Linked DNA regions of Mus musculus: region 2 is linked to region 1. The links are chromatin loops, found by intact Hi-C in ENCODE. Cell type or tissue: left cerebral cortex. All regions are shown on one strand. Links, peaks and the distances in the headings refer to the core of each region. The heading gives the core; the rest is flanking DNA. Region 1 holds the start of Hspd1 (heat shock protein 1 (chaperonin)). Region 2 overlaps Mob4 (MOB family member 4, phocein).

Region 1 (12,485 bases), core at 3,053-11,052:
TGAAAGAAAACACTTACCACAAAGAAAAACCCAAATTAGATGATTTCCTTAAGGTGGTGACTACTGACTACAGAAATCAGGAGTCCAGCCTACATCAATGCTTCCCTACTTATAATGCTGTCACTTCTAAGTAAACGTTTTGAAGACCAAGGTTAGGTTCTAAAGTTGGATTCCATTCCCATAATTACTTGGTATATTGAAAATAGCAAGGCCCAACCACACCTACTAAAAGCTTTGGGCCTCCTGTGATTCTTGACTAGTGTAATTCTTGAAGAGATAATTTTGAGACTATATTGGTAATATAAGACACAAAAGAAACACGTCTATAATCCAAACACCCAAGGAGGCTGAGGCTTCTGTCTAGTTTACAGAGTGAACCAGCACTGAGAATGTGGGCTGGTCTATCAGATCAGCTGCTTATCTTTTGTCCAACAGGAAAATAAAGAAGAAAAAGCCTGACTGGTAAAACAAAGGAAGGCAGACATAATCACACACATCTTTAAACTACTACTCTTGCTCCCGCCCTATTTTGTTTGTTTGTTTGTTTTTTCCACCCCTCATTACAGGTGGTTGTGAGCCACCATGTGGTTGCTGGGATTTGAACTCATGACCTCTGGAAGAGCAATCAGTGCTCTTAACCACTGAGCCATCTCATCAGCCCACATAAACAGATCTTAAGTCCCACCTGGTAAACACAAGTTCTAGGTCAGTTAGGACTGTGCTAATAAGATTAATTTCCAAGAACATTGTTAGCTATGTCTGCCAGAGTATAAAACTGATGACTCACTTGGATTTCTAAGAACTCATATTCTATCTAAATTTGATAACTAGGCCTTGGCATATCAAAAGCACTAAACATGTAAACACCCACATCCATACTGAAGGACACACAAGGAATTATGATTTATGCCCTCTTGTTCTGAAATTAACTGCATTCAAAATATGGAATGCTAGAGGTTTATCTCAGTGGTCGAAAGCTTCTCTAGCATGCAGGTCATGTTAGATCCTAGAACAAGAAAACAAAAACATTTTTGGGAGTGCTGCTAACCACAAAAAACTCAGTATTTTTTAATTACCTTGAACTGGATTTTATTCATGAATGTTGCTTGTTAGTGCACCACGTACACACAGGCAGGGCTTGAAGGCCCTGGAGTGGGCTACCATCCAGGTTCTGCAAGCCAAATCTGGGTCTTGGGTCCTCTGGGAGCAATGTCTCTGGCTTCCTCCCCAGCCCCTACCCCCAGAGACAGGGTTTTCCTGTGTAGCCCTGGTTATCCTAGACCTTGCACTACAGACCAAGCTGGCCTTGCATTCACAAGCCTCTCAGCCTCCTGAGTGCTGGGATAAAGGGATGAGCCATCTTTGCCTGGTCCTGTGCTTATTTTTTCCATACAAATTTTGGTTATGATTTGGAAATTAAGACATGCTCAGAAAACAAAATTTTCCAAAAATAAAAGCTTAAGGCCACCCCAATCGCTGTAACCAGAGGACTTGTACCACATGCTTCTCATACTTGTTTTACAATGCTGCTAACTTTACTTTCTGTCTGTTCCCTCCACCTCCAACTTTACACAGCCTTGGGTCACCCAGGAACTGTAAACTTCACGTGAAGTTGCAACTGAGAAAATGCCTTCATTAATTGGCCCATAGGAAAGTTGATGGCACAGAATCTTAATGATGGATGTGGGAAGCATCTCTGGGTCATGCCACCTCTCGGCAGGTGGCAGTGGGTTGTGTAAGGAAGCAGGCTGAGAAGGGGAGGAAGCTGTAACATTCCTCCATTGTCTTTGCTTCAGCTCTTGCCCAGTTTCCTGTAATACACTTGAAGCTGAGATGCACTTTCTTCTCCAAGTAGCATTTAGTCAGCAGTTTATTACAGGAATAGAATGTAAACTAAGACAGTATCTAAGTACAAGTTCCCGTGGCTTATATTATTCATCTATGTAATAATGCCAAATTCATCCCGAAAATTCATTTACCTAGAAAATCCTTATTTCTCAGAACTCTTAACTACGCAGCTTCCTTGGAAGAAAACGACCTTAAATTACCAAAGACTGTCCACTCATTTACATCATTTTATTTGGAAATGTTTGTAACAGTACAGTGAAACTAAAGGTCAGAGACAATGGCTGTCAGTTTAGGCATCATCTGTTTATTATAAAAGGGAGGCATGGAAATTATTTACATGATGAAATAGTTCAGACATCAGTGGAATGGCAGCTTCACGTGACACCATTTCAACAGTGATTTCAGTCGACATACTTTCCAAGAATGTCACTATCTCTAAATAAGAAATAATCCTGTGAATAAAGAGACTATTGGTTAAGATAGTCATAGCAAATATAACTCATTTTAAATTATTAGCTTTGCCGGGCAGTGGTGGCACACACCTTAATCCCAGCACTTGGGAGGCAGAGGCAGGTGGATTTCTGAGTTCGGGGCCAGCCTGGTTTACAGAGTGAGTTCCAGGACAGCCAAGGCTACACAGAGAAACCCAGTCTTGAACCACCCCCTCCCCCGAAATTAAAAAAAAAATAGATAAAATAAAAATTCTTAGCTTGACTTACCTTGTCATCTAGAACTACTTTGGTGCCTCCATATTCTGGGAGAAGAACTTTATCTCCAACTTTCACACTGACAGGCTCAATCTCTCCACTCTGATGAAAACAGTCACTTGTTAGCCAAGAGTCTGCTTGTCTTGTTCATTAGACACACAGTGAACTTTTTGTTTCAGTATGCACACCAGGGGCCTCCTGCCTCAGGTTTGTATTATAGGCATTAACCAGTCACATTAAACTCTGTAACTTTTAAATCACTAAATTAATGAAATGTGCCCAAACCAGTATGTTCTTAGGTACCTAATTAGTGGTTAAGCAATATAATTTACATTAAATATAGATCCCTACAATATAAGAATTGCATAGTTACAATATGAAGGAGACACTCACTAAAACTTCATTTCAGTGGACAACTAAGGCTGGCTAACTTTCTACTGTTAAATATTAACACACCCTGTAGACCAAGTAAAATAAAGCAGCTTGTACCACCAGACGGTAAATGATCATGTATGATTCCTTTCAACAAAAATTCGGCATTACCTTTCTCCGTTTAATATACATTTACTGACTGAATGCCCTTGTTATCTATCAAGAGACTGAAGTGGAATGTCTACTCCCCCTAATACTCTCGCGATTTAGTTAAGTAAAGAACACCCACAGTAGTTCCACCTCCCTTCTCAAGTCTCATGCCAACTAAAACTCAATGGTGTAAGATTAAAACTATTTCAGTGTCTGGGCTCCCCCACCCCTGCCACTTCACCCTTTCTTTTTGGGGAAGGGAGAGGGAGACAGGGTCTATATCAAAATTGACAGGCCATCAATTCCGGATCCTTCTACCTCAGCACTATACCCTTCTCCCAACCTGTGCTTAGAATTAGTTCTGTGCCTTATTAATAAATACCTCCTTCAGCTCTGAAATGGCCGTGGGGGTTTATCTACTTGCGCGATCTTTTTGTCTATTTAAAATTTGAAGAACAGGATATAAAATAGCTACAGAGGTTATTTCATATTGTAAGATTTTGTTTTACTTTTTTGGGACATGGTCTCATCCTGTACCTCCTGCTGGCCTAAAAAGATTCTACAGTCCACCTGCCTTAGGCTCCAAAGAACCTGGGCCACAGGCATGAGCCACCATCAAGGCAGGCACTTTTCAGCCTCTAGAGCTTGGGGCACTGCAGAGTTAGCTCAGTGGGTAAACAGGTAAGTAGACTTGCTATGAAAGTAGGGGAGCCCAAACCAGGATCCTAAAACTAGAGTAAAAAGGCTGTAACCCGCAACATGTTGAGGCCCAGAAACCAGACTAGTCAACACTTTACCCCAAAGGAGTAAGGTGGAGATGCCCCTGCTACACAGCATATAGACATGTGCAAACACGTCACACAAATACCTTTTGCCTTTCTTCAGAAACATAAAATAATTCTAAAACAATATAAAACAGTCATTTTCCTGAATGGGAGGTTCTTTGTGAATTGAAATTTGACTTGAAATTCTTCCCCCCAAAAATGCCATTGTAATTCATTTTTTTAATTACCAAAGGAATTCCCCTCCTTCCACATCACACTGGAATTCAGTACCACTCCAGGGGCACCAGTTTACCTTTCCTTTCCCTCCTGACCCCACAGCCACGACCGTTGCTTGCAACACTTTTCCTTGAGACTTTTCTGGAAGCATAATGCCACCTTTGGTTACAGTTTCGGCAGCACTCCTTTCAACCAATACTCTGTCAAAGAGCGGAAGAAACTTCCTAAAAGCTTGTCCAGCCTGTGGAGAGAAATGTGATCAAACAGAGTGTAAGTTCGAAGTGTCAGAACACGAACAGTTAAGACCACCGCAAGCCTTAACTCTCAACAGGTCAAAACTGACCTGTTCCAAAAAGGACAAGAAAATTCAAGTGTACTTTTAGAATATACTCAGTGTTCCACTCTATATAGGACAAACTGAGTTTCATTTCCCTGTCTGGTGTGTGTGTGTGTGTGGTGGTGGTGGTGGGGGGGGGTCTTCATTACTAATCAGCAATCGCCACCTTGATCTATTCCAAGGTCAAACATTTCTTTAATTTTTTTAAAAATTCGAATAACGGGGGAGTGGCGTCACTTTTCGAGCCTGGATCTTAGTCTTTCTCCAACATAGGACACATCCACTGAAGCCCTGCCAGGGCAGGTGGGCTTCTGCGTGTGCATCGGGTTCCCGCCCCCTGCCCCAGACGCTTTGTCGCACACGTGCGTGCGGCAAAGCCATGGTGGAGAGAGAAATGGCCTCGCTTCTGCAGAGCCATGGGCGGACACCGGACACTGACCAGACCCCGGACCCCTGTCCTATTAGTCCCAAAGCGCACAAGGGTTCGCCGTGGGCCGCAGGCCGAACTGGACCCGCAGGCCTGCCAACCACGAGACACTCACCATGACTCTCGCCTTCGCCGCCACCACCGCAGCTCCGGACTCTGAACTCGGGCCGCTGCTGCAAGGAGAGTCCTGCTGGCCGGCTGGGACACGTGAAAAGGCCGCGCAGCGCGCAGGCGCACTCAGCCCCCCGAGCGTGAGAGGGGGCGGCCACGCCGACGCGCGCGCCGATTGGTGGCGAGGGCTCCGCGCAAGGGGGCCGACGCGGGCGGCCGGAGGCGGAAGAAAAGGGGAGCACTTTCTAGGCTTTTCCAGGCCGGCCGCCGAGGTGAAAGAACGAGCCCCCCTCCCGGAAATGACGCCACTTGACCTTTCACCCACGGGACGCGCGGGGCCTTCCGGAAGGTTCTAGAACGGACCGTGGCCCAGGAACCAGCGTAGGGCGGCGGGAGAGGGCTGAGGCCGCAGAGCTGAGGCGGCTCTGGTACGGAGGGCGGGGCCGCGCGCGCCGCATGCAGATTGCAGGGCCCCGGCGTGGGAGAGAGCGGGGGGCGCGCGCGCGCACACGCGGGGCCGCGGGGCGGGGCGGGGAGGGAGGGGACTCGGGCTCATTGCGGTGCGCGCCCAGAGCTGGGTCCCTCACTCGCCGCAGACGGCCTGCCTCGCCTCGTGCTCTCCTGCCGCCGCCCCGCAGGTACGCGGCCTCGGCGTGCAGGGCGCCCCGGCGCTCGCGGGGGGCTGCTTGCAGCGCGGACCGAGCACGGAGGACTAGGGGGAGAAGTCTGGCAGCGACGCCGCAGGCTCGGCTCACTTGTCCAGGCCCAGCGGGGCCACGCTGGTTTCATCACGTGTGGCGGGGACCACGCGATCCAGGCCGAGCGCCGGAGCAAGGGCGGGCTAGGGTGGAAGCAACTTGGGCCCTCTGGTGCCACCTGCGCCTGGCGCACTGCAGGACTCTGTGGGAGGGTGGTCGGGGTCCTTTAGTCCCCGGTGGCCGCGGCGGTCCGGTGTTCACTTTGACCTTGCTCGGGGCTCCTGGTCGGGAAGACACGTGGGGCCGCGAGGCTGGACTGACCTACTGTCTTTTCCTCCGGCCTTGCTAGCTGCTGTGTTACCGTAGCTTCGGGTGGATACCTGGCGACACACTCAGAGGGTTTTGCACCGTCATGAGTACTTCTGTAGTTCTCTAGGCAATTGCATTTAGAACCTGCCTTGCTTGCACCAACTTGATTTTTTTCCTTTGGACACTTTTCGGAGTGGATCTGCTCCCAAGGCCGCTTTGGCAGTGAAAGATTAACTTGAGAGGGCAGAGTGGGTGGCCATGGGGATGTGGTTTTCTGTGCTTTGTGCTTATGCTGTTGGTCAGGCTTGGGGTCAGCCTCCATGATCAGTTGGCTAGCAGATTATGCCCTGAATCTGCAGCGCCCAGGCATGGTGGTTAGCAGAGGACAGCCCAGCTCCAATCTAGCCTCCCATGTTTTGAAGCACCGTTGGACAAGTTTGTAGTGATTTTTCTTTTTTCCTTCCCCAGAAATGCTTCGACTACCCACAGTCCTTCGCCAGATGAGACCAGTGTCCCGGGCACTGGCTCCTCATCTCACTCGGGCCTATGCCAAAGATGTAAAATTTGGTGCGGACGCTCGAGCCTTAATGCTTCAAGGTGTAGACCTTTTAGCAGATGCTGTAGCTGTTACAATGGGGCCAAAGGTACCAGTATACTTAAATGGTGTTAAAGAATATAGTAGCTGCAAGACAGCAATTTGTTATCAAGTTTTGTGAAAAATCTAATTTGCATGTGGTACAACTTAGTGGTCTAGAGGTGTTATTTAGTCAGGAGGTCTATTGGTCATTCTACCACCATGGTGTCCTTACTACTGCTCCAGGCGATTTGGGGGACTTTTGTACATTGTGATGTAATAGAGTAGTAATATCTCAAGGAGGATTTTCAAACTATAGTCATGATTTTGTGCATGCTTGCATTAAATTTTGGATCTCGTCCCAGTAGTTAGAGGGTATAGAGGGGAAAGTACAACTTAAGTCTAATAATACCTCAAAGTATATAGCTGTAATGTGAGAGTTCACTCATTGTGCTGAAATACTCCAACACATAAGGCAAAATGCACTAGCATAGAATCATTGGTTTCTGTGTTTTTTGTTTTGTTTTTTTAAGTAACTAAACCTTTTTTTTTCAAGATTTATTTATTATATGTAAGTACACTGTAGCTGTTTTCAGGCACACCAGAAGAGGGTGTCAGATCTCATTACGGGTGGTTGTGAGCCACCATGTGGTTGCTGGGATTTGAAGGTTGCTGGGACCTTCGGAAGAGCAGTCAGTGCTCTTACCCGCTGAGCCATCTTTACAAACTTTACTTTATGGGCTTTGTTGTTTGGGGGTTTTGTTTTTAAGACAGCATTTCTCCGGTAGCCTAGACTGTCCTGAGACTCAGAGCGATCCATCCACCAGCTTCTGCAACACATATCACCAGACTGTTTTCACTTGCCCTTGGGAGAAAACCTTTGTGGTCTTCCATTCGTCCCTTCATTGTACACCTCGTGATTGCTACAATTTTCACATTGCAAAAAAATTGTCCAGTTTTTGCTTTTGAGAGAGTCTCACTAGCTTAGTCTGAGTTCTAACTCCCTTGTGGCAAGGCTGTCCTTGAACAACTTACATCTCAAGTGTAGGAATTCAGTATTATACTCACAGGGTCTCTAACCATAGCTGGCCAAGTCAGCCTTGAACTCAGAGCAGTGCTAAGATCAGAGGTTGTGATCACACATTTGTGTGGCTGAATAGGGAGCTATAGTACTTTGAGGACACCATTGGATGTGGTGCACAGTCATTTTAAATTAATGCTAAACTGGTCTAAAGAGCTGCATAATCCCAACACTCAGGAGGCTTAGGCTGGTAGTTCTCTAAGTTTCAGGAAAGCATGGCAACAATAGAAATCCTGTCTTGAAAAACAAAACAACAAAAAAACCTGCATCTTTTTTTTTTTTCTCGTATTTTCCTCAATTACATTTCCAATGCTATCCCAAAAGTCTTCCACACATGCACCCCCCCCCCCAAAACCTGCATCTTTAAGAACTGTTTACATAGCTCAAGACAATAGAAGTTTGGTTCAAATCCAAAAGTTGCCAATACTTGTTGGTGTCATATTTGAAGTTTTTTATTGAGCGAACCAGAAAAGCACATTATCTTACTGGCTGATATTTAGTGAATGAATTTTAAAGCAAAACATGTTTTAAAAATAGTTCATAAGCAGGGCTGTAGTGGTAGTGGTGCATGCCTCTAATTCCAGCTAGCCTTTAGGAGGCAGAGGCAAGCAGATCTTTGTGTTTTGTGAGTTTGAGGACAGGAAAGGCTACACAGAAATGTCCTGTCTCAGAAAACAAAATAAACCTAGGTCATAGCCAAAACTCAAGTGCAAATGATGTGAAGAGTGTTCTGGGATTTGGCGATTAACATCTGTGCTTTCTTGTTTTATGGGTGGCATCTGTTAGTACCAGGGAATTCCTGTTGTGCTTCATTCAATGTTGGACTCCTGGCAAATGATCAGTGCTCATTTTTTATAGACCTAAGATGGTTGATTAACGTGGCTTTGAGATTCATGTTGCAGGATGGTTAAAAATGACAAATTTGAGGGTTATCATTGAGGGTTGCTTTTTTTTTCCCTGTCGCTGTAGGGAAGAACTGTGATTATTGAACAGAGTTGGGGAAGTCCCAAAGTAACAAAAGATGGGGTCACTGTTGCAAAGTCAATTGATTTAAAGGATAAATACAAAAATATTGGAGCTAAACTTGTTCAGGACGTTGCCAATAACACAAACGAAGAGGCTGGGGATGGCACCACCACTGCCACTGTTCTGGCACGATCTATTGCCAAGGAGGGCTTTGAGAAGATCAGCAAAGGGGCTAATCCAGTGGAAATCCGGAGAGGTAAGAGTATATCATTGATCTTATCCTGTAAAGAATTCTGTTGTCTTTATCTTTGTCCTTTTTATTACATTCGTTGTAGAGTTTGTGAGTGTTCATTCTTGGTGGAATTGCCCTTTCCTTACTTATGTGGGTTTCCAAGGTGGAACTGAGGCTTCATTCAGGCTTGTGGGTCAAGTACTTTTATCCCCTAGACCATCTTCCACATCTTGTTTTTTAACTTGTCTCAATTAATGGAAGTGAAAATTCAGGGTTCTCTGTAGACCAGGCTAGTTAGCTTCAAACTCAGAGATCTGCCTGCTTCTTCTGCCTTCAGAGTGCTAGGATTAAAGGTGGGCACTACCACACCCAGACCAAGACCCTGTACTCTTAACCTTTAAGCTATCTCTGCAGCCAAGAATGAGTAGGTCTTAGCCTTCCCTGGCATGGTGTCCTGTATAAATACATGCTGGTCTCAAATTTTTAGCCATTCTGTCTTAGTCTTTAGTCTTAGTCAGGTACTGGGATTACAGGTGTGAGCCACCACACAACATCTAGGTCAAGTTTTCAAAATGTTGTTGGTTTTCAACTTAATTATGAAATTCTGAGATTGATTGAGTGCATACTGTGTTGTTTGGTACAGTTAGGAGAGTGCTGGCACGAGGTTACATGTAAATGTTAAAAGAGTCTGTAAGTTTATACTTGGGGACCTTGATAAGCATTGTTAGTAACATACATTCTTGAACTAGGTGTGATGTTGGCTGTGGATGCTGTAATTGCTGAACTTAAGAAACAGTCTAAACCTGTGACAACCCCTGAAGAAATTGCTCAGGTAAGAATTTTACTAATTCAACCTATAGACCAGGTTGGCCTTGAACTCAAATTCCCCTGCCTCTGCCTCTGCCTCCAGAGTGTTTGGCTCATCACTGCCATGCCTACTAATTTGGATCTTAATAGGTGGCTTGTTGTTGTAGTTGTATGTGGCTGTAAGTAAGATTTGTGTTATTGTGCAGATATTCTTAGTGATATCAGTGTACTCTGTGCTGCGTGGGTTCAAACCTAGCCCTTGAAGCATAGCAGACAAGTATTTTTTTGTGTGTGCACCATATGCATGCCTGAACCCGTAGAAGGAGATGTTAGAGACAGTTGCCAGCCACTGTGTGGATGCTGGGTACTGACCTGAACAACAGCAAGTCATCTTAACCACTGAGCCATCTCTCCAGCCCCTTTAGTTTATTTATTCTTACTTTGTCAGATAATGGAAGGACTGAGGGTGTGTCTCCATTTAACCAGGACTTCATTAAAATTACTATTAACTGTAAAGTACTAGTATAGAGTGTCAAAGTTGAAAATACTAATCAGTATTTAATTTTGAAGTAACTTGGTTATTTCAGGTTGCTACAATTTCTGCAAATGGAGACAAAGACATTGGGAACATCATTTCTGATGCAATGAAAAAGGTTGGAAGAAAGGGTGTCATCACAGTGAAGGCAAGTATGGGATTTGATACGTTTTGATAGTACCTTCAATGGGGTATCTGTCACCTGTTTTCCAAATAAAAAACTTGAATCTCTTGTTTGTGCCCACACAATTCATTCCTCTGTCTTAACATCTGTAGTATGTGCTCACCATTAGTCTGAATCGGGAGCTTTGCCTCTTAACAATGAATTCATCTAACTTATTAGCTCTCCGCTAGCTGTAAATAGGCTGGTGCTTCACTCTGTAATCCTGGCTGGCCTGGAACTCTTAAGCTTCAACCTTAGAGGGATCCCTCTATCATCTCATGGGGACTAAAGGCATGTGCTCCTGTGCTCAGCTTTAGTGTGTGTCTTGAGATTTTGGTGGGAGTGTAGTTAAAGGTGCTGTGCAGCATTTCCATGTTGAACCCCTTAATGCCTATGCCATCTCTTGCTAGTTAGGTATATAATTTCAAGTGTTGGGTTTGCTCATGTTTATGAGACAGGGTCTTAACTTTGTAGATAGTCCAAAATAGGCTTGTGTTTGTTTTAAAAGATTTTTATTTTCTATGTATGAGTGTTTGTCTGCACACATGTGTATGTATGTGCACCATATGTGTACTGGGGCCTTGGAACCCAGAAGAAACAGCAGAATCCCTGGAGGTTGAGAGCCATTATGTAGGTGTGAGAACCTAACCCGGTTCTATTCAAGAAAAGCAAATGGGGCTGGAAAGTTGAATGGCTCAGAGTTCAATCCCCAGCACCCACATGCTGGTTTATGACCATCTATAATGGGATTTGGTGCCCTCTTCTGGCACACAGGTGTACATGGAGATAGAGTACATAAAATACATAAAATAAGCATATCTTAAAGAGAAGAACAGCAAGTGTTCTTAACCCCTGAGCCATCTTTAGGTTTAACTGGCCTCTAATTCTTTGACTTTGTAGGATGGAAAAACCCTGAATGATGAGCTAGAAATTATTGAAGGCATGAAGTTTGATAGAGGATATATTTCCCCGTATTTTATTAACACATCAAAAGGTAAGAGCTGGTCCAGAGATGAAATCTTTACACTATACTTTAAGCTATAAACTTACTGTCAGCTGTAGGCAGTGGATGTGGGTGGTACAATAAAAATTGTGATATTTCAAAACATTAATGATTCAGTAAATGAAGAAAAGATCATGAGTTACTGGTCTCATTGTGGAAGTAAATTGTTAATTTTCTCAGTACTGTTAGAATTTGGTTTTACTGCTCTCTGTATTTACAGGTCAAAAGTGTGAATTCCAAGATGCCTATGTCTTGTTGAGTGAAAAGAAAATTTCCAGTGTTCAGTCCATTGTCCCTGCTCTTGAAATTGCTAATGCTCATCGGAAGCCATTGGTCATAATCGCCGAAGACGTTGACGGAGAAGCTCTAAGCACGCTGGTTTTGAACAGGTAATAGATTGGGTTGTTATGTTTTTAGGTAGAAGGTGAATGCTGTTGCTTTTTAAAATTAATTCCCTGTTTTGCTTGTGTGTCTTAGAGGTGTAGTGTATGATATAGTGCTCTATGCATTATGAGTCCATCTTAAAGCGGTCTCAAATGTGCATAATCCCTGAGCCGCTGCTTCCCACAGCCTCCCAGAGAGAACTATACGTGTCTTTTAACACTGGTATGGTTAGTACTGACTCACAACTGTGTCTGCAATATAAGGGCAGCATTTGTTTAAGAAGGGGATCTGCTTGGAACAAGATTTGATGAGTAGAGGTCCCCATCTTGTCTTTTTTCAGACCAGGAGTTGTGGGAAAAGAGTAGGATTGGGATAGAGTTATATAGTACTAATAGTTGTATATAGTACTAGAACTTACCAGGAACTAAATTAGATGCTTTCTCCCAACTCCCCCTTCAGTTTACATCTTACACAGTTAAATGTTCTTTACAGGCTAAAAGTTGGTCTTCAGGTTGTGGCAGTCAAAGCTCCAGGATTTGGGGACAATAGGAAGAACCAGCTTAAAGATATGGCTATTGCTACTGGTGGTGCAGTAAGTAAATCTTGTCATACTGCTTTGCTTAGTGATGTCTATGCTTCCAGGCTGCAAATACAATGTATACTTCATAAATAGATAGGACTGTTGCTAAGTAATTTATTTATTTATTTATTTGGGTTTTTGGAGACAGGGTTTCTCTGTATAGCCCTGGCTGTCCTGGAACTCACTTTGTAGACCAGGCT
Region 2 (12,485 bases), core at 1,746-9,745, 67 kb before region 1:
GATGCCCTCTTCTGTGCTCTGCATTCACATGGCACACAGGCACACATGTACACAAAATACATACATAAAGGGAAAGGGGGCAGGGGGGACCCTCAGTCTACAATAACGTGGATGGGCTTGAAGGATGCAGTGCTTGTTCAAAGAACCTAGCCCAAATGCTGCGTAACTTCACTAAGGAAGACACCCCACTCTGGTATGAGGTTTCTAAAATTGGATAGAAACAGAGTAGAATGGTAACCAAGAGCCAGAGAAGGCGAGCTGTGCAGTTTTATGCATCAACTGACAAAGTTCCAGACACAAGAGATGAGTAAGCTCTGGAGGTCTGTTACCCTACAATGCACCCACAATCATTGGGTTCACTTCAAAGTGTTCCTTCCCACTGAACTGGAAATGCCCAAACCATTCTGACTCAGGCTCAGTTTAGATTCCACAATGCCCAGCAGTCCACAGCATTTCTTATGGAAACAGTTCTCTAGACAGACAGCAAGAAAAAATGGATTCACCGAGGCTTGTCTACAGCAGGAGAGCCAATCCTCTGTTTGAGGATCCTCTGTTTGAGGATCAGTTTGAGGGATATAGCCAATTTCTTTCACCATTTTGGGAGATAACTTAAATGCTGCTATTAGTGTCTGCCAATGCCCAAGGCTCAAATCTGTATCTGGCTGGGTTACAGTGTAGTCCAAGCATGCAGACTTTGGGTCAGAATACAAGTGGGAGCAGCTGGAGAACCTGAGAGGCAATTCATGCTTAAAACAAAGTAAGGGCCAGCAAGACGGTTCAGCAGGTAAAGGCATGCCACCAAGCCCAAGGACACACACAAACAAAAACATCACGTGTGTACGAATGGTGTATATGTGGTGTATACACACGCAGATGGGATGTGTACCTGCCCATTTGTCTATCTGTGAAAACCAAAGGTAAATGCCAGGTGTCTTCCTCTAGCAGTCCTTCATCTTTGGGGACTTGAGATAGCTATGTATCTCCATATTGTCCTGAAAGTCTCTATGTAGACCAGGCTGGCCTTAGAAAGTCTCTATGTAGACCAGGCTGGCCTTAGAAAGTCTCTATGTAGACCAGGCTGGCCTTGAGCTCAGAGACCCACCTGCCTCTGCCTCCTGAGTGTTGGGATTAAAGGCGTGCGTCACCATACCCAGTCTCCATCTCTGAACCTGCATCTTGGCACCTGAGCTGCAGTGAGCTGTCTACAGGGCTCTACGATCTTTGCCTCCCAGTGCTGGGATCAGTGGCACTAAACCCAGCTCTTAAGTGAGTCCTAGGAGCTTGAATTCAAACCCCCAATGCTTGCACTGAGCATCTCTGAGCCCCAGCTTCCCGTGTCCCTTGTTCTGAGACCATCCTGCTTGCCACATAGCCCCAGCTGGCCTAGAACTCTCATCTTCCTACCTCACCCTCCTGAGTTAACTAGGCATGTGCCGTCATAGCCTGCCTTACTAAAAGCTTAACCATGAGGTTGAGGGCTGTCAGTTCTATTGCAAAATGAACTTGACCAGTCAATGGATGTCTACAATACAGTATTACTAACAATACAATCATGGTTTTCTACTTATCTTACTTAGATACTAAAATATCAAGTCATTAAGAATTTAACTGAGAGGCTGGAGAGATGGCTCAGCAGTTAAAAGCACTGGCTGCTCTTCCAGAGGACCCAAGTTCAATTCCCAGCACCCACACAGCAGTTCACAACTGTAACTCCAGTTCATCTGGCACCCTAGAACAGACATGCAGGCAGATCAATCAATCAATCAATCAATCAATATTTTAACCGAGAAGGCTGGGCATGGTGGTGCATGTCCCTTACCCCAGCGCTCTGCAGCAGAGGCAGGCCGACCTCTTTAAGTTCAAAGCAAGGATTGTCTATATAGCAAGTTCCAGGACTGCCAGAGCTACAAAGAAACCCTGTCTCAGAAAGAGAGAAAGAGAGAGAGAGAGAGAGAGAGAGAGAGAGGAAAAGAAGTGAGAATGGGACAAAGGTAGGGAAAATATGAACTTGCCAAACACAGTGGTGTCATACATACAAGTCCAGCACTTGGGAGGTAGAGGCAAGATAGGGAACTCAGGGCCAGTCTATGCTACACGAAACCTATCTTACTCCTCACCTTCCCCCAGGAATTTAACCAAAAAACTGTTCTAGAAATGAAAATTTAACATTTGAAGCCAGAGAAAACAAAATGGACACGCCTACATGGCAACATAAGTGGTTGAGGAGAGGAGAAAGGGCGAACTGTCACTTTTCTCATGCTTGTTTTCCCTGCCTATATGTATGTGCACCATCTGTGGCCAGCGGAGACTGGGAGAGGGAGGTCGTATCTCTTAGAACTGGAATTCTGGGAGGTCTTGAGCGGCAATGTTGTACTGACAACGATCCTGGGTTCTCTGCAAGGGCAGTAAAGCACAGTTAAGTGCCCTTCTCCAGCCCCATCAACGTGGTCTGTATGAAAAAGAATATATACGGCTTTTAATTTTTGAGACAGTCTTACTCTGTAAACCAGGCTAGCCTGGAACACAATAAATATAGCTCAAGTTGGACTTGAATTTTGAGCTTTCTGCCTCAGCTTCTCAAATTCTGAGATTTCAAACACTCAGCCATCATATCTAGCAGGAGAATCCAACTTTAACTTCTGAATCTCTGTATAGGCTCTGTATGCACACCAAGCCCACTGTATGTGTTAAGCTATAACGTTGACTTTGCACTTCTCGTAGGACACTTGCTCTGTAAGATCATTTGCCAGAGCTTCATAACCTTGTGTGTGCATGTGAAGGCCAAAGGGCATCTCTGTAATGTCCCTTGGTGGCATTACACTCGGTGCTGTTTCTGTATGTCACTGTGGTTTTGGGTTTTGGTCAGTGATTATTACTGGCCTGAAACTTACCAAGTCGCTAGGCTGTCTAGCACGCAAGCTCATCCACCTGCCTCAAATCTGCCTCCTCTACAGATTACAAGCATGCTACCCTGGTACTGGGAGCCAACTCAGGCCCTCAGGTTTTGGGTTTTTTGTTGTTGTTCTTTTGAGACAGGGTACTTTAAGTACCAACTGAGCCATCTCCTCAGCTCTTTAATAGACTCTTTTCAGAAATGTACGTTTTCATTTCTTTGGGGGCTAGCACATGCCAGAACGTGTGGCAGTTAGAGGACACCTGCAGAAGTCAGTTCTCTCCTAGCACCATGTACATTCCAGACACCGAATCCCGGTCACCAGGTCTGACAGAAGGGCCTTTACCCAGAGTCATCTTGCTAGCTGCTCTCTCCTTCCTATTTTTCCTGACATTTAGCCTCACTAATCAATCATCTCTTAATTTTTAAAAACTTGGACTTTGTGTGGGTAGGTGCATGCCAGCCATGGTATGCAGAGTCAAAGGACAACGCGCAAGAGTTGTATCTGTCCATGTAAGGCTCTCTCCATGTAAGGCTCTCTCCATGTAAGGCTCTCTCCATGTAAGGCTCTCTCCATGTAGGCTTTGGGGATGAAACTGAAGTCCCCAGGCTTGTTAGCAATCACTTCTACCTGCTGAGCTATCCTGCTGAGCTATCCTGCTGAGCTATCCTGCTGAGCTATCCTGCTGAGCTATCCTGCTGGCCCCATGAGATCCTTTGATGTAGCCCAGACAGGCCTTGTGCTCAGAGACCTACTTGTCTCTCCCTCTCTCTGCTGGATTCAAAGTGTGCCCCACCACTCTGGCTCCAGCCACTTTTTAAACTACTACTCATGTATATATGCATTTTCAAAACTATGTAACTAGTATTAAAACACACACTGTCTCACTGAGATCTTATGTACAAGAGTTAGTGAGGAGTCAGTATGAATACAAAAGCAAGAATACAAACTGATGCTTTTGCAGATTTATGATCAATTTCAAACATACTACAGGGAGGGTGGAGTAAGTATAAAAAGAAAACCATACTTTATTTTCCTGTTAACACTAAGCCATATATTCACAAAGTGTTCCAATTACTCAGTCACACCCACAACCCAATCACTACCGTAACTGTCCCCTGAGAAACAGTCAGATGACAGAAACCCACCGTGAGACTCCAACTAGAGAACAGCAACATTGCTACACTAGGTATAATTTATGAACTTAGTATAGGTTAGTCTCTCGGATATTTACCAGGTTTATTTAAAAATTACTAACCCCAATGATTCATGGTGACAGTAATATAAACACCTAATTTCAGTCAATGTTCTATTCACTGCAAACATAACTTCTTAGAAGATAACTGTGGGCTCAGGTACAGTGATGACCGTGACCACTGGCACAGCACAGGCTCTGACAGGCGTCAACTCTACACACACTCTCAGTGTGCTGTCATTTCCCAATTTGTCTGTGTATACTTGTCTTATAATACAATACAAATCATTTCTTCAAATAATTAGAAAAACAAACAAGATGAATGCATTTTTCAATTTCATTCGCAAATAGCTCTTAAATAAAAATGAAGTTTCTTTTGTTAAATTGGTAAAGATGGCTTCAGCTGTCCCAACTGCACAGGTCTCTATTCTGTCTTAGTGCCTTGTTACAGTGTGGCATAGAGACCTCAGCGTTTAATGAGAAACTCCACTAATCATGTCATGTTATGTAAGTCTGCACTTAAATTCTTTTTTTTTTTTTTCTTTTCTTTTCTTTTTTTTTTTTTTTTTTTGGTTTTCTGAGACAGGGTTTCTCTGTGTAGCCCTGGCTGTCCTGGAACTCACTTTGTAGACCAGGCTGGCCTCCAACTCAGAAATCCACCTGCCTCTGCCTCCCAAGTGCTGGGATTAAAGGCGTGCGCCACCACCGCCCGGCTGCACTTAAATTCTTAAGACGATGAAATAAGAAATCAAAGTATGACCACTTATCAACACCACTTAACCTGTGAATTATTGTAAATAGTCTTACATGTGCATATAATTCAAATAATAAGCTTTTAAGGAGGGAAAATAAAATTAATACACTATCTTTTTTCATATCTATTTAATGCTGCCTAGGGTTAGGTGAAAAGATTAATATTACTAAAAGGAAAAGTCAAACTATATTAAGGACTATTTTCTAAGTAGTTACAACAATTTCAAAAATCAAAGGTAGGCAGTACAGTTTTCCTGTACAGTACAGTTTTCCTGTAGTGTAACATCACTGCTAGTATGAGGTATGCTTTGTAAGCAATTAATACAAATATAAATAGGGAAGCGCCATCACTAACTATAGTTCGGTAAATAAATTTCCTGACTAGTGTACTTCCCAGAGGACTAAGGGAAACAAGAGGGGGCAAGTCCATGGAACATCACGTTTGTGCCTTGTCACTGTCACCATGGACTTAATAATCCACTGTCACAAAACAGGCAATGTTTCCAAGTACACTGGCCTGGAGTACACTTTATGTAGGAGAGAGCTTAAGTATCACTAACAGCTCCTCGAGTTCCTCTGAACATACACATAATCGTTATGCAGATCAAATGCTATAGACAGAACTTTTAAACACTTTTATCTCATTTTGGAAAAGTTAACAGTATAGATGGAATACTACTGAGTTTTCTAAAATTAAATTAAATTAAAACTTAGGGATGAAAACAAAGCAAATATGCTGTCTTTAGTACTTGTTAGGTGCTTGTGTGAAACACAAGCTCATTCGTTTATAGATTGGAAGGACTGGGGTCCAATGATTGTTTAGCAGCATTTACCAAACTGTAAAGTCTTTTATTAACAGGCATTATCAACAGATAATACTAAACTGATTTAAAAACCATGAGTGCCACACCAGTGAATATACAGCTCATGAATAACTTAAAATGTATTTCCCATTTAAAAAGGCAACACATAGCATACAAAAACCTATACTAAACAAATAAGCTATAATATGGATACATGATTGATGTGTCTAAAATGATATATATACAGTACATCATTGTTAATTATGTGATCAGTACATTGTTCTACGTGATTCCTTCATGCTTCACTTTCCCCAGAAACTGAGTTCTGAACTTCCTCTTCTAAAATTGGTACAATCAGGTTATCCTTCGACATCAGATTATATTTCATCACAAATTTGGTAAACCGATGACATAAAAATGTTTCATTCTGTAGAAAGAAAGGAAAAAAAGCCATTTACTATCCAAAATCAATAGGCTAGATAGAAGTAATATCAAAACACTTTACTGCTATCTTGACAAGAATGTATTACGATAATTTTTGACATACCGTCCTGGTTAGTTTTCTGTTGACTTGACACAAGCTAGGGTCATCTTGAAAGAGGGTATCTCAATTGAGAAAATGCCCCACAAGATTGGGCTTTAGGCAAAGCCTGTTGGCATATATTCTTGAGTGATGTACAAAGTGCCATCCCTAGGCAGATGTTACTGGGATGTATAAGATAGCAGGTTGAGCCTTTAATCCCAGCACTCAATCAGGGGGATTTCTAAGAACTCGAGGCCAATGTACTACTCAGCTATTAAAAACAATGACTTCATGGAATCCTTAGGCAAACGGATGGAACTAGAAAATATCATCCTGAGTGAGGTAACCCAGTCACAAAAGAACACACATGGTATACACTCACTGATAAGTGGGTATTAGCCCAAAAGCTCGGAATATCCAAGATACAATTCACAGACCACATGAAGCGCAAGAAGAAGGAAGACCAAACAAAGTGTGCAATGCTTTTGTCCTTCTTAGAAGGGGGAACAAAATACTGAGACAAAGTGTGGAGCAGAGACTGAAGAAAAAGCCATCCAAAGACTATCCCACCTGGGGATCCATCCCATATACAGTCATCAAACCCAGACACTATTGTGGATTCCAAGAAGTGCCTGCTGACAGGAGCCTGATATAGCTGTCTCCTGAGAGGCTCTACCAGTGCCTGACAAACACAGAGGTGGATGCTCCCAGTCAACCATTGAAATGAGCAAAGGGTCCCCAATGAAGGAGCTACAGAAAGGACTGAAGGAGCTGAAGGGGTTTGCAACTCCATAGGAAGAACAACAATATCAATCAACCAGACTCCCCCAGAGCTCCCAGGGACTAAACCACCAACCAAAGAGTACACATGAAGGGACCCATGGCTGCAGCCGCACATGTAGCAGAGGATGGCCTTGTTGGGCATCAGTGGGAGGAGAGGCCCTTAGTCCTGTGAAGTCTTGATGCCCCAGTGTAGGGAAATTCCAGAGCAGGGAGATGGGAGTGGGTGGGGAGCACCCTCATAGAAGCGGGGGGGGGGGGGGGGGGGGTAAGGGGGGTAGGGAGTTTCTGGGGGAAACTGGGAAAGGGGATATTTGAAATGTAAATAAAGAAAATATCCAATTTTAAAAAAAGAAAGAAAGAAATTCTGTAACAACTGAAAGAAAAAAAAAAAGATTTTTGAGGCCAACCTGGTCTACATACTGAGTTCCATGTTGGTCAAGGTTATGAGACACCTTATCTCAAAAAACAAAACAAAACAAAAAAACAAAACAACAAAAAGAAATCAGGCTGAGGAAGCCAGGAGAAGCAAGATAAGCAGTAGTAGTCCTCCATGGCTTCTGCTCCATTTTCTGCCTTAAGTTACTGCCCTGACTTTCCCAGTAATGGAGTGTAACCTAAGAGTTGTAAGTGGCAATAAACCCTTTTCTCTCCAAGCTGTTTTTGGTCATGGTCTTTAGCACAGAAATATTAAGCAAGCTGAGACATATACTTACTTCATATTCATCAAATATCTGCCGGTGATGAAAATAGGCATGTGAAAATATTCTATAAATCCTACGGCACACTGATCCTAGTTTTGCTACAGATGATTCTTTTATGCTAACCCTAAAAAAAGAAGAGAAACCAAAAGATTCACAGGTTGGACAAAATGTTAGAAACATACAATGCAATCTTGTCGATTCCCAAGTCTGGTACTGGCTATACCCAAGGCCGAGCAGCATCTGGATCAAGGCTGCAGTGCACAGGCTTTTGTAAGCAGCTCCCATCCATGTATCTAAGCCACCCTAATCAAAGTTACTGCGGCAAAAGATGAGGGGCTGCAGAGAGGGAGGGAGGAAGAGGAAGAAAACAAGGAAAACAGAAGGGGGCCTGTTGGGAAGTTTTGAAAGGGGTGAGTGAGGTAAGAGAGCAACAGAGTGAACAGTATCAAAACGCAGTGTATATGATAAATGCAGGATATACACGCATGTCATAACGATGCCATTATTATGTATAATTAAATATATGCTAATGTTTTGCTACAGGCAAAAATAAGGAAAAACAGCAGTCTCCCTTAAGCAAGTGTGCTCCTTTGTTTTATCAGGGGAAGCAGATTCTACTGCTTGCTGAGAAGTGGCCTAGAGAAGGAGCAGCGTGGAGCAGCAGGGATTCCATTGACTACACTAGTCTATGAGTGGAGGGAGACAGTTCTGATGTTTAACCACACCTTAATTTCAAACTCAATCTGAACAAGTCAACTATATAGTTATAAAAAAAATTATAACCAAAACCCTAACTTTAATTTTCAAACATCAATCTTTTAAATGAAACCCAAAAAAAGCTGAATACCATATTTAAAGATTTTGTTTACCTGCTGGGAAAATATTTATTGCTATTCAGAAGACATGCAGCACCATCCAGTGTGTGTCTTGTATAATCTATGGCAGGACACTAGAAAAGAGAAAATTAAATTCATTAACAAAAGGCCTCTCTTTTCTTAGGTAATATTTTCTAGTTTTCCTTACCACAGTAACCAAACGCTTGACAGAAGCCACATAAAGAAGGAAGGTTTCTTTTTAGAGGTTTTAATCCACCATGGTGGGAAGGCTGTGGAGGGAGGAATCATCAACTCACAGCAGACAGGAAGCAGGTCGACAACAGGAAGGGGTAAGGTGAGAAAATGCCCTTCAGAGACCATCAATCTCCAGCATCCTGCTTCTAAACAAATTCAGCCGTCCCATTTTCTCCATCTCTCAACACTGTTCAAACTTTATATCTATGAGGTATTAAACCATTTATTATGTCAGGGCTCTCATGATTTAATTATCTGTAAATGCCCTCTGATGTACCACATCCTTTATTCATCTCCAAGCCTGGTCTCAATCCAAGCAAGTATACAATTAACCATGTCAGGTATCTTATTCTAAAGACACAAACATACTCGAAGAAACAGTGTCTTCCGACCTCAGAATGATCATGAAGTGCATCCCATCAATAAATAAAGCTGTTGTTGCTGTGAGTTGTATCATCAGGCTTCTAGCAGATACATTAGCTAATTCCTACTTTCACTCCGACGCTAACCCTAAGGAAACAGTGTTGGGGACAGGAAGAACACTGGGTTCCCACTCTAACCCTCAGGAGAACTGGAGAAGCAGGAACTCTGGATGATTCATGACTTGCACAAGGTTGTAGTTGTTCTACAGACGTCTGTCTTGTGCCACAGTATGAACATACATGCATGCATGCAGAATTCTCATATTCATTCATATTAACTCATTCTCTCCCCCCCCCCTCATGTTGCGTTCAGCAGTTTTGGAGGTCTGGGAAGATGATCGGTGGCTAAGTGTAATCATGAGGAGCTGAGATCAAATCCCAAACATATACATAAACGCTGACATGCCCAGAAGCACCTGGAACTTAAGCACAGTCTGGGCGGTGGGGGAGGAGAAAGGGGATCTCTAGGGCTTGCTGGCTGCCAGCCTAGCTCCAGGTTCACTGAAAGACAGGCCTCATGGGAGTATAGGGTTATGGACTTCTCTCATCTCCACGGGTGCATGTACACACATGTACACACAACTGCACATACATCACACCCACAGATATTAAACAAATTCAGCAGTGTTAAGTATAATATCGTACAACTACACCCACTACATTCCACAATATTTCTGTTCATATATGGATATGGAATGTTCCCCAAGGGCTTATCTCCTGAAGATGTGGGTCCCAGCTGGCCAGTCTCTCAGGAGTGGTAGAAACTTTGGGAGATGAGGCCGAGTTGGAGGAAGCAGGCCATGGGCAGTGTCTTTGAGGGCACTGGGCTCCTGACTCTTCACTCTCTTTCTTGGATGCCATGTAAGCAGACTTGCTTCCCTAAATGCTCCCATCTGAGATGTTTGGCCTCACTTCAGGCCCAAAGTAATGGTGCCAATGAGCAGGTACTGGAAGCTCTCAATTCTCACCTCTTTTGGAGTTTTATGAGCTGCACAAAGAAAAATCCATTGTTCAGTTGCTGTCATCTGAGTACAGGTATCTGGATGGCATTCACTCTGTTAAAAATAATTTTATTTTTTTAATATGTAGAATGATAATGGAAAAAATGGTCATTTGGGTTATAATATTTCTATATAAAATATAAAAAGGATAATAGGAAACACTGGAAAAATCTAAGCATACAAAATCATTTTTAAAAATGAGAACTTTGAATTACAGCTTTAACATAAAGAAAATACTACCTGAAGTTTGACAGCAAGTCCATTTAGTTCAAGGCAGAATTGCCTAAAAATGCAAAAAGCACATTTATTATCCAGGCTTTGTGTATTTTCTTCTTTTATTTTTTAAGGTGGTCAAGCTGGTTATCCTTTTATACAATAAAAATCTGTTTAATTTTTCTGGATAGTACTTAGAAATTTCACCAAGACTCTAGAAAAACAAGTACTTTTTGATTGAGAATCTATTGTAATGCAGTTTTCAGAACTGTATACAGTTATGTTACAAAGGTGTTCACATTAACCGTGTATATGTGGTAAGACTTCTGATTATGATCAACTGAAGGATAGGAAGTTGTTGATATGTATGATTAAACATGAAAGATGTTTTAGTTATATAAAAATTATGTAGGTGTTTTCTATGTACAATTACATACATAAAAAAATGTCTAAACCTTTTTTATAGATTAGAACTTTCATACTTAACCAACCAGGTATGATGGTGCACGCCTTTAATCCCAGCACGCAGGAGGCAGAGGCAAGTGGATTTCTTGAGGCTAACCACACAGACAAATCCTGTCTTGAGACAAAAACAAAAACCTACAACAAACACTAAATCATGCCAGGTGAGGTGAGTGGTGACAGGACACAGATGTATCTCTGTGGGTTCAAGGCCACTCTGTTCTATATAATGAGTTCCCAAAACAGCTAGGGTTACATAGAGAGAGATCCTGTCCCTAATCCACTCCAACCCCCTCCAAAAAAAAAAAAAAAAAAAAAAAAAAAAAAAAAAAAAGTCAGGACTAATACACCAGGTGGGCATGGTGGCTCTTGTGAAATTCTTATATTTTTGGCTGTGAGCCTAGCCTTTAACGGCTGAGCCATCTCTCCAGCTCCCTTGTGAAATTCTAACACTTAAAAGGTAGAGAAGGAGGATGCCCTGAGCAAGCTAGTTCAATGGTAGACTATGTCTTAACAAATAAGGTAGCAATAAATCAAAGAAGAATCTCAATATCAACTTCAGGTCTCCACATAAACATGCACACGCAAACTCATATACACATAAACACACAGGCAGGCATGCACACATGAACGCACACGCAAACTCATATACACATAAACACGCAGGCAGGCATGCACACATGAACGCACACGCAAACTCATATACACATAAACATGCAGGCAGGCATGCACACATGAATGCACACGCATGGTTCCTTGTACACATATCCATGAGGGAATACACACACACAAACCACCACCACCATCACCACACAAAATATCCAGAGAAGGAGCAGCAACTACAGAGTCTGGGCTGAGACCACGACTAGTAAGAGCACTAGTGAACCTAGTGTGTATGCACAAGGTCCTAGGTTCACTTCCCAGCACATCAAAATATAAATAACAGAAGTTTCAAAAGCTATCCTACATACAATATACAAAATTTAAGTCCTTCATTTCACTACTGTTTACATGCATAGATGAAAACATATCAGAATGTATGTAATACATACATCTTGAATGTATAAATGTAACTTCCTGACTTTTGTTAGAATTTCCAGGATATTCATTTTTTCTAAAACTAAAAACTGTAAAGCTTATACAATGCCTAAAATCCATTTACTACTCTTAAAAATTGTTTTGAGATAGTCTCAGCCCTTAAACTAGATATGCAGCTGAGGATGACTTCAGCTCCTGCCTTCACTTCCCAAGTTCTAAGATCAATGTGCCAGGCAGGCCCGGTTCTCAATAGTTTTCAATATACTAAAAATAAAGGAAATTATAATGAATGTCAGACAATTTTAGGTAGACATTTGATGTAAGACAATCCTCTGTAATAAAAATAAATGTATTTTATAGTTGTCACACTATTGAATGTGTTCACTCTAAAAACCCTACCTATGGTATGTACTCCACTCTATCAAGGTAGAGTCACTAGTGTTTCTTCATCAAACAAAAACACTTTGGTTCCCCAAAAATGCAATATTAAAGCCTTATATTTAGAAGATAAAACAGGTTACCAAAAAGAAAAAAGACTTATATGAAACTTATTAATTAAAATCACTATTTATTTAAGCATACTTTTATGTATCACTTTGTTTATCTGATATAGATTCCCACTATGTA

What was found. Peaks named below come from ENCODE experiments on the same cell type or tissue, not always from the same donor. Only the 100,000 strongest peaks of a DNase experiment are listed, where the experiment ranks them.
Region 2: it touches region 1 in a loop (2.5-fold over the local background); 6 of 42 quality-filtered maps call a loop at or near these places.

The regions. Positions count from the first base shown.
Region 1 is chr1:55,080,885-55,093,369 of GRCm38, reverse strand. Hspd1 (heat shock protein 1 (chaperonin)) reads left to right here and starts at 5,438. Exons shown (of 12, transcript NM_010477.4): 1 at 5,438-5,591; 2 at 6,429-6,604; 3 at 8,585-8,837; 4 at 9,563-9,645; 5 at 10,208-10,303; 6 at 11,219-11,312; 7 at 11,542-11,710; 8 at 12,198-12,297. The coding sequence starts at 6,431. Hspe1 (heat shock protein 1 (chaperonin 10)) reads right to left here and starts at 5,222. Exons shown (of 4, transcript NM_008303.4): 1 at 4,958-5,222; 2 at 4,155-4,319; 3 at 2,568-2,657; 4 at 2,053-2,300. The coding sequence starts at 4,960. The coding sequence ends at 2,250. In left cerebral cortex, for the core only: a CTCF peak has its summit at 7,138 (motif pointing right); DNase peaks (open chromatin) are centred at 5,209, 5,721 and 6,476; H3K4me3 peaks cover 3,438 bases; H3K27ac peaks cover 1,681 bases.
Region 2 is chr1:55,146,262-55,158,746 of GRCm38, reverse strand. It overlaps Mob4 (MOB family member 4, phocein), which reads right to left. Exons shown (of 8, transcript NM_025283.3): 4 at 10,386-10,428; 5 at 10,113-10,199; 6 at 8,522-8,601; 7 at 7,665-7,776; 8 at 3,848-6,072. The coding sequence ends at 5,941. Among named protein-coding and RNA genes, the nearest start is that of Mob4, 21 kb to the right of the region's middle. In left cerebral cortex, for the core only: no CTCF peak of the experiment used is centred there; a DNase peak (open chromatin) is centred at 2,324.